Linked DNA regions of Homo sapiens: region 2 is linked to region 1. A link is an interaction called in ENCODE POLR2A ChIA-PET data of the cell type or tissue named here. Cell type or tissue: Caco-2. All regions are shown on one strand. Each heading gives the region's core, and the rest is flanking DNA. Links, peaks and the distances in the headings are about the cores only.

The links. Peaks named below come from ENCODE experiments on the same cell type or tissue, not always from the same donor. Only the 100,000 strongest peaks of a DNase experiment are listed, where the experiment ranks them.
Region 2: POLR2A ChIA-PET joins it to region 1 with 5 read pairs; 5 of 35 experiments call an interaction of 5 or more read pairs at or near these places.

The regions. Positions count from the first base shown.
Region 1 is chr17:45,370,618-45,373,745 of GRCh38, forward strand. No RefSeq gene overlaps it. Among named protein-coding and RNA genes, the nearest start is that of MAP3K14, 55 kb to the left of the region's middle. RefSeq lists enhancers at 602-1,801, 751-1,399, 1,146-1,440, 1,400-2,049, 2,708-3,128. In Caco-2, for the core only: no CTCF peak of the experiment used is centred there; a DNase peak (open chromatin) is centred at 1,294; H3K4me3 peaks cover 898 bases.
Region 2 is chr17:45,196,748-45,199,875 of GRCh38, forward strand. The region is part of intron 2 of FMNL1-DT (FMNL1 divergent transcript); the gene reads right to left. Among named protein-coding and RNA genes, the nearest start is that of FMNL1-DT, 23 kb to the right of the region's middle. In Caco-2, for the core only: a CTCF peak has its summit at 1,262 (motif pointing left); a DNase peak (open chromatin) is centred at 1,254.

The sequences.
Region 1 (3,128 bases), core at 261-2,760:
GGCTGGTCTCGAACTCCTGACCTCAAGTGATCTGCCTGCCTCGGCCTCCCAAAGTGCTGGGATTACAGGTGTGAGCCACCGTGCCCAGCCCCACTGTTTTTTTTTAAAGAGGAACAGGTGTGTATATATAGACTATTATGCAGATTTATATTTATATGTTTATACTTACACATGCCTATATGGATTTGCACAGACGCTCTGGAAGGATACACGAAAACTGGTGAGACTAGGTGTTTTGGGTGAAGGAAGTGGATGGCTTGCAGGCCAGGACTGGGAGAGTGACTTTTGTACCTTTAAATTTTTTCTTTTTAATTTTGGTAAAACACACATAACAAAGTTTACCATCTTAGCTATTTTTTAAGTGTACAGTTGAGTGGTGCTAAGTACATTCGCCTTTTGGTACAACCATCACCACCATCCATTTCCAGAGCTCTTTTCATCTTGCGAAACTGAAACTCTGTACCCGTAAAAGAACTCCACTTCCCCTCTCCCTAGGTTCCTGGCACCCCCGTTTCTCTGTGAAGAAGCCTGCTCCAGACACCTCATATAGTGGAATCACACAGTATTCGTATTTCTGTGACAAGCTGATTTCACGGAGCACAATGTCCTCAAGGTTCACCCATGTTGTAGCATGTGACAGAAGCGCCTTCCCTTTTAAGGCTGAATAATATATGCGTGGGCCACATTTTGTTTATCCATTCATCTCTCCATAGATATTTGGGTTGCTTCCACCTTTTGGCCAATGTGAATAATGCTGCTATGAACATGGGTGTACAAATATCTCTTCCAGATCTTTATATCTTTATTTTATTTTATTTGTCGAGACGGGGGGTCTCCCTCTGTCGCCCAGACTGCCCTCCAACTCCTGGTCTCAGGCAATCCTCCTGCCTCAGCCTCCCAGCGTGCCGGGGTTACAGGCGTGTGAGGCACCGCTCCCGGCCGCTTTACATTTTTAAAGCATATGAAGGTACTACCTATTTGAAAATAAATTTAAACGTAAAAGGAAGAAATACAAATAAATACAAATGGAAGGTGTACAGTTTCTTCCCATATCCCCTACCAAGGTCCCAGCGGGTGGGTCCCCCGCAGGGCAGCAGCCGGCTCGCCCGCGCAGGGGGTCCCTGCTGAGTCACGCGCAGCGGCTCAGCCCGGAGGTGCCCTCGCCTGCCCGCCGCCCACCCGCTCCCCGCCGATTGGCGAGGCCGCATTCCTGCGCGCTGCCCGCGGCCGTCCGGGTGACTCACGGTGCAGGCAGCTCAGGAACGCCCGCTCGCGGGATGAGGCTGCGGCTCGCCCGGCCACGTCCTGAGGCCTGCAGCCGCTGGTTTTCCTATTTGGAAACTCCTTAGACGTCTCCGCTTCCAACAAGCTGGTCTCCTCCCTGGCCCCCAGCAGGCAGGGAAGCCTGCGGAGGAAGCGCCCTCTCTCTCTGTGCGGGGATTCTCAGGCCTGATCTCCTAAGGAACCACGTTCTCCTCTCCTCAATTCCAGATTCCCCAAATGCCTGAAAACCGAGCTTACAGGATGGCGAAATCTGACCTGAACCAACCTGAGATTAAGTTGCAGTTTCACTTATCTGGCTGCACGTGAATACTTACATGTTTGCTGATGGAAAAAAAAAGAAAAAGAAAAAAAAAGTACATGTTTGATTACAAGAATGCGGTCCCAGGTACCCTGAGGGTGCCATTCTATACACGCACCAAATTGTTTCTAAAATCTAAAGAATTCTGAATTCCAAAGCACATCTGGCCCCAAGGTTTTAAGTAAGAAACTGTGGGTCTGTGTTATACCCATTTTACAGAGCAGCCCGGGCTCAGAGAGGTCAAGTCACAGCCGGAAACAAGCCAGTGGGTCTAAGCCCGAGTTCCTGTCTTCCTCACGGGGCTGCACACAAGGCTCTGCCTACCCTGTCTGTCCCACTCCCTCTCCTGTCCTTCCTCTGGGAAGCTCTCCTTGTCCACTACAGCCAAAGACATCATCCTTCTTGGCAAACGACCTTTCCCCTCCTGGGTCACAGAGCCAATGCCTACCACTTACAGGCAGTTGTTGGGAGACAAGAAATCTCAAGTGACTAAGCCCAGACTCAGGGCTCCAGCTCCCCAGGCCCTAGCCTTGGTTTGGCCACTTTTCAGCTGTGTGACCTTGGGTAGGTTACCTAGCCCTTCTGTGCCTCAGTTCCCGCATCCATAAAGGGGCATAATAATGATACCCCCAGCCAGGCGTGGTGGCTCACGCTTGTAATCCCAACATTTTGGGAGGCCAAGGCGGGAGGATCACTTGAGGTCAGGAGTTTGAGACCAGCCTGGCCAACATGGTGAAACTCCGTCTCTACTAAAAATACAAAAATTAGCCGGGTATGGTGGTGCGTGCCTGTAATCCCAGCTACTCTGGAGGCTGAGACAGGAGAATCACTTGAACCTGGGAGGCAGAGGTTCCAGTGAGCCAAGACTGTGACATTGCACTCCAGCCTGGGCGACAGAGTGAGACTCCGTCTCAAAAAAAAAAAAAAAAAAAAAATGAAGGAGGCCTCAGCCCACCCCAAGCCACCCACATTCTCTCCCCATTTCGCTAGTGAATGGAGCAAGTTGGGAGGTGGTAGGTCTAGCTGCGGTGAGGCCCAGACAGGTCATGGTGGATCCGGGCTGACCCTACCCTCATCTTTAAGAACACCTCCTGGGCATTCGTCCGGCCAGCCGACTGCTTTTGGGAGCTAAGAGAAAGAGCTTGAGGTGAATAATCTTTCTGGTGATGCTGGGAGAGCAGAGGACCTTCAAGATCACCTGACCTGACATTTGGTGGATGAGAAAACTGAGTACTCAGGAGGGAAGTGACCTATGAAAGTCACAAAAATCTTTCCTGGTGCAGCGGCTACCAAAAGCCAGTCCAGAGTCCCTGCCCCACCCCCACCCCTACCCCCTGGGTATGGTGTTAGAGGAGAAGGACCCAGTGAATTCAGGACCTGGGAGTTCACAGCCCTCCCCTTACCCAGCTGGGAATCCCCACTGGGAGCGGGGGTCATCTGGGAGGCCTCCTTTCTCCCACATCCCCCACGCAAGTTTCAGTGTGTTTCAGGCCCTGGGCTGGGGCCACCAGGCCTCTGTCTGCCTCCCTGAACAGGAGAGCCACTG
Region 2 (3,128 bases), core at 231-2,730, 170 kb before region 1:
GTTAACCCTGTTTTACAGATGGGAAACTGAACTTAAAGTTAGGGAACTTCAAGGCCACATAGTGAGGGCTAGTGCAGAACCTCCAGGCTTTACTGTCCCTATTGCTGTGGTCTGTGCCATCTGGTAGTGGTGGAGGGGGTCCCACGAAGACAAATTACTGGAAGCCGATGACACAAATACAGTAACTGGGATATTATTCGAGGTGCACTGGGGGCCCCAAAGCCGAATGAGATGAATTCCACTGCACGGGCTGGAAGGAGTCACAGAGAAGGCCTGGATTGAACTGAATCTTTGGACAAATTTAGAGTGATAGTACCCATCTCTGATGGTCCTAGTGAGGATTTAAGGTGCTTTAAGCATTAGGTAAAGCTCCTGGTACTCGCACATAGCGGGTGCTCAGTGAAGGGCTGTTGAAGGAATTAGTGAACGCATGTAGGATCGGGAGACCTATGCACAGTTATGGTCTTTCCTGGAGCCAGGGGATGGACAAAATGACCTCTCTAGGCCTCTTTCGTCCTGAGTTTGAGTAGGTCAGGGGAAAGCCTAGGGTAAAGGGCCAGCTCCACTAGCCCAGGCAGGGAATGACTCCCCCTGCCCAGCCCCTATGACTAAGGGGCTGTGAGAGCAACTCCTTTCTAGACAAGGAAGAAATAATGTCACAGGGCATTGTCTGCGCTGCTCCCCAGCACCCTGTTACCCCTTCTCCAGCTCTACCCTGAGCTCTGGATCCAGCAGAAGGAACTGAAGTCTAGGACCCACAACCCCCAGAAAAAGGCCCAGGCAGGGGGATGGGCTGGGGAGGTGTGTGTTTGTTTTGAAAGCCTGTAGAGGAGGAGGAGGAGGGGGAGGAGAGGGAGATGGGGTGGAGGAGAGTAGGAGGTGGAGGAGAGGAGGAGGAGGAGGAGGAGAGGGAGATGGGGTGGAGGAGAGGGGTAGGATTAATTTGCAGCTTAGATTTTAGGGCCAAGGATTGAAGCCTCTTCCTGCACTCCTCCCCTCCTCCACTTGGCATTATCCCAAGGAGTTGCCTTGGGGCTTCCGTGATGGCGACGGGAATGCGGGGAAGTTGAGGGCCTGGGAGCCCGAGGCCAGATGGAGGCAAAGAGGAGTGAGGCTGCTCACAGACCCTGGTGGGCTGGGTTCTGGAAGAAAACCATGGGCTGACCAGCTCCAGGGCCTGGCTGAGCCTCAGCCAGGTTCTGCCAGAGCTGGCTCAACAGCGGCACCTGCCGGCTGGGGCCCTCTCTGCGGGGAAGGGCTCCTCCACCGCCCTGGGAGCCCCGCGGGTGAGTCGCTCCTGGCCTGGCTCTGTGGCCTCCCCAGAGGTCAGATCAGGAAATGTTGCGAGCCGAGGAATGTTCTGAAGCGGAGGGCCTCTGCCCTTCTGGCCTCCACCTGTGCCCCTAACACTACCCTGTTCACCCAGGACACTAACCGAGGGCCAGGGCTGGGGGAAAAAGAGTAGGATGAAGGCCACTCACTTTAGGGAGGTTCCTGGTTTGGGTAGTTATTATTATTATTATTTTTTAATTTGGAAATACTTTAAAGCTTACAGAAGAGCTTCAAGAATGATACAAAGATTCTTCCTCCCTTACCTAGATTTATCAGTTGATAACATTTTGCCCCATTTGCTTTCTTTCTCTCTTTGTATATACAGTAGATAAAAACGTAGTTTTAGTTGGTTGAACGTGGGGGACAAGAAAATGAAAAATAAAAAATTAACAAAACAACATAGTTTTAGGCCAGCAGCAGTGGCCCATGCCTGTAATCCCGGTACTTTGGGAAGCCAAGGCAGGATAATCACTTAAGCCCAGAAGTTTGAGACCAGCCTGGGCAACATAGTGAGACCTCGTCTCTGCAAAAAAATAAACAAAATTAGCCAGCTGTGGTGATGTGTAACTGTAGTCCCAGCTACTCAAGAGGCTGAGGTGGGAGGGTCGCTTGAGCCAGCGAGATTGAGGCTGCAGTGAGCCATGATTGCGCCACTGCACTCCAGCCTGGGCGACAGAGCGTGGCCTTGTCTCAAAAAACAAAAAACAAAAAAACAATAAAAGCATAGTTTTTTTTTGGTATATTAACTGAACTGAAAGTGGCAGCCATCATGCCCCTTTGCCCCCAAATACTTCAGTGGGTATTACCTAAGAACAAGGATATTTTCTCGCATCACCACAGTTCAGTGAAATTTAACATCAATACAATAATTTACTGTCTATATTCCAATTTTTATCAATAAGGATCCTTTAGAATATTTTTTCCCTGTAGTATAAGATCCAGATCAGGATCACACATTGCATTTAATTGGCTTCCTCTTCTCCTTTTTTTTTGAGACAATGTCTCACTGTGTCACCCAGCCTGGAGTGCAGTGGCGTGATATTGGCTCACTGCAGCCTCTACTTCCTGGGCTCAACAGATCCTCTCACCTCAGCCTCCTGAGTAGCTGGGACTACAGCGTGCCAGCACACCTGACTAATATTTCTTTTCTTCTTTTAGAAATGAGGTCTCGGCCAGGTGCGGTGGCTCACGCCTGTAATCCCAGCACTGTGGGAGGCCGAGGCAGGCAGATCACGAGGTCAGAAGATCGAGACCATCCTGGCTAACACAGTGAAACCCCGTCTCCACTAAAAATACAAAAAATTAGGCAGGCGCCTGTAGTCCTAGCTACTCGGAAGGCTGAGGCAGGAGAATAGCATGAACCCGGGAGGTGGAGCTTGCAGTGAGCTGAGATCACGCAACTGAACTCCAGCCTGGGTGACAGAGCGTGATTCCGTCTCAAAAAAAAAAAAAAAGAAAAAGAAAAAAAAGAAATGAGGTCTCACTATGTTGCCCAGGCTGATCTACCCACCTCGGCCTCCCAAAGTGCTGGGATTACAGGCGTGAACCACTGTGTCCGGCCATTTTTCTTCTTCTTCTTCTTTTTTTTTTTTTTGAGACGGACTCTTGCTCTGTCGCCAGGCTGGAGTGCAGTGGCGCGATCTTGGCTCACTGCAACCTCCGCCTCTTGGGTTCAAGCAATTCTCCTGCCTCAACCTCTGGAGTAGCTGGGATTACAGGCACTTGCCACCATGCCCAGCTAATTTTTGTATTTTTAGTAGAGATGGGGTTTCATCGTGTTGGCCATGATGGTCTCG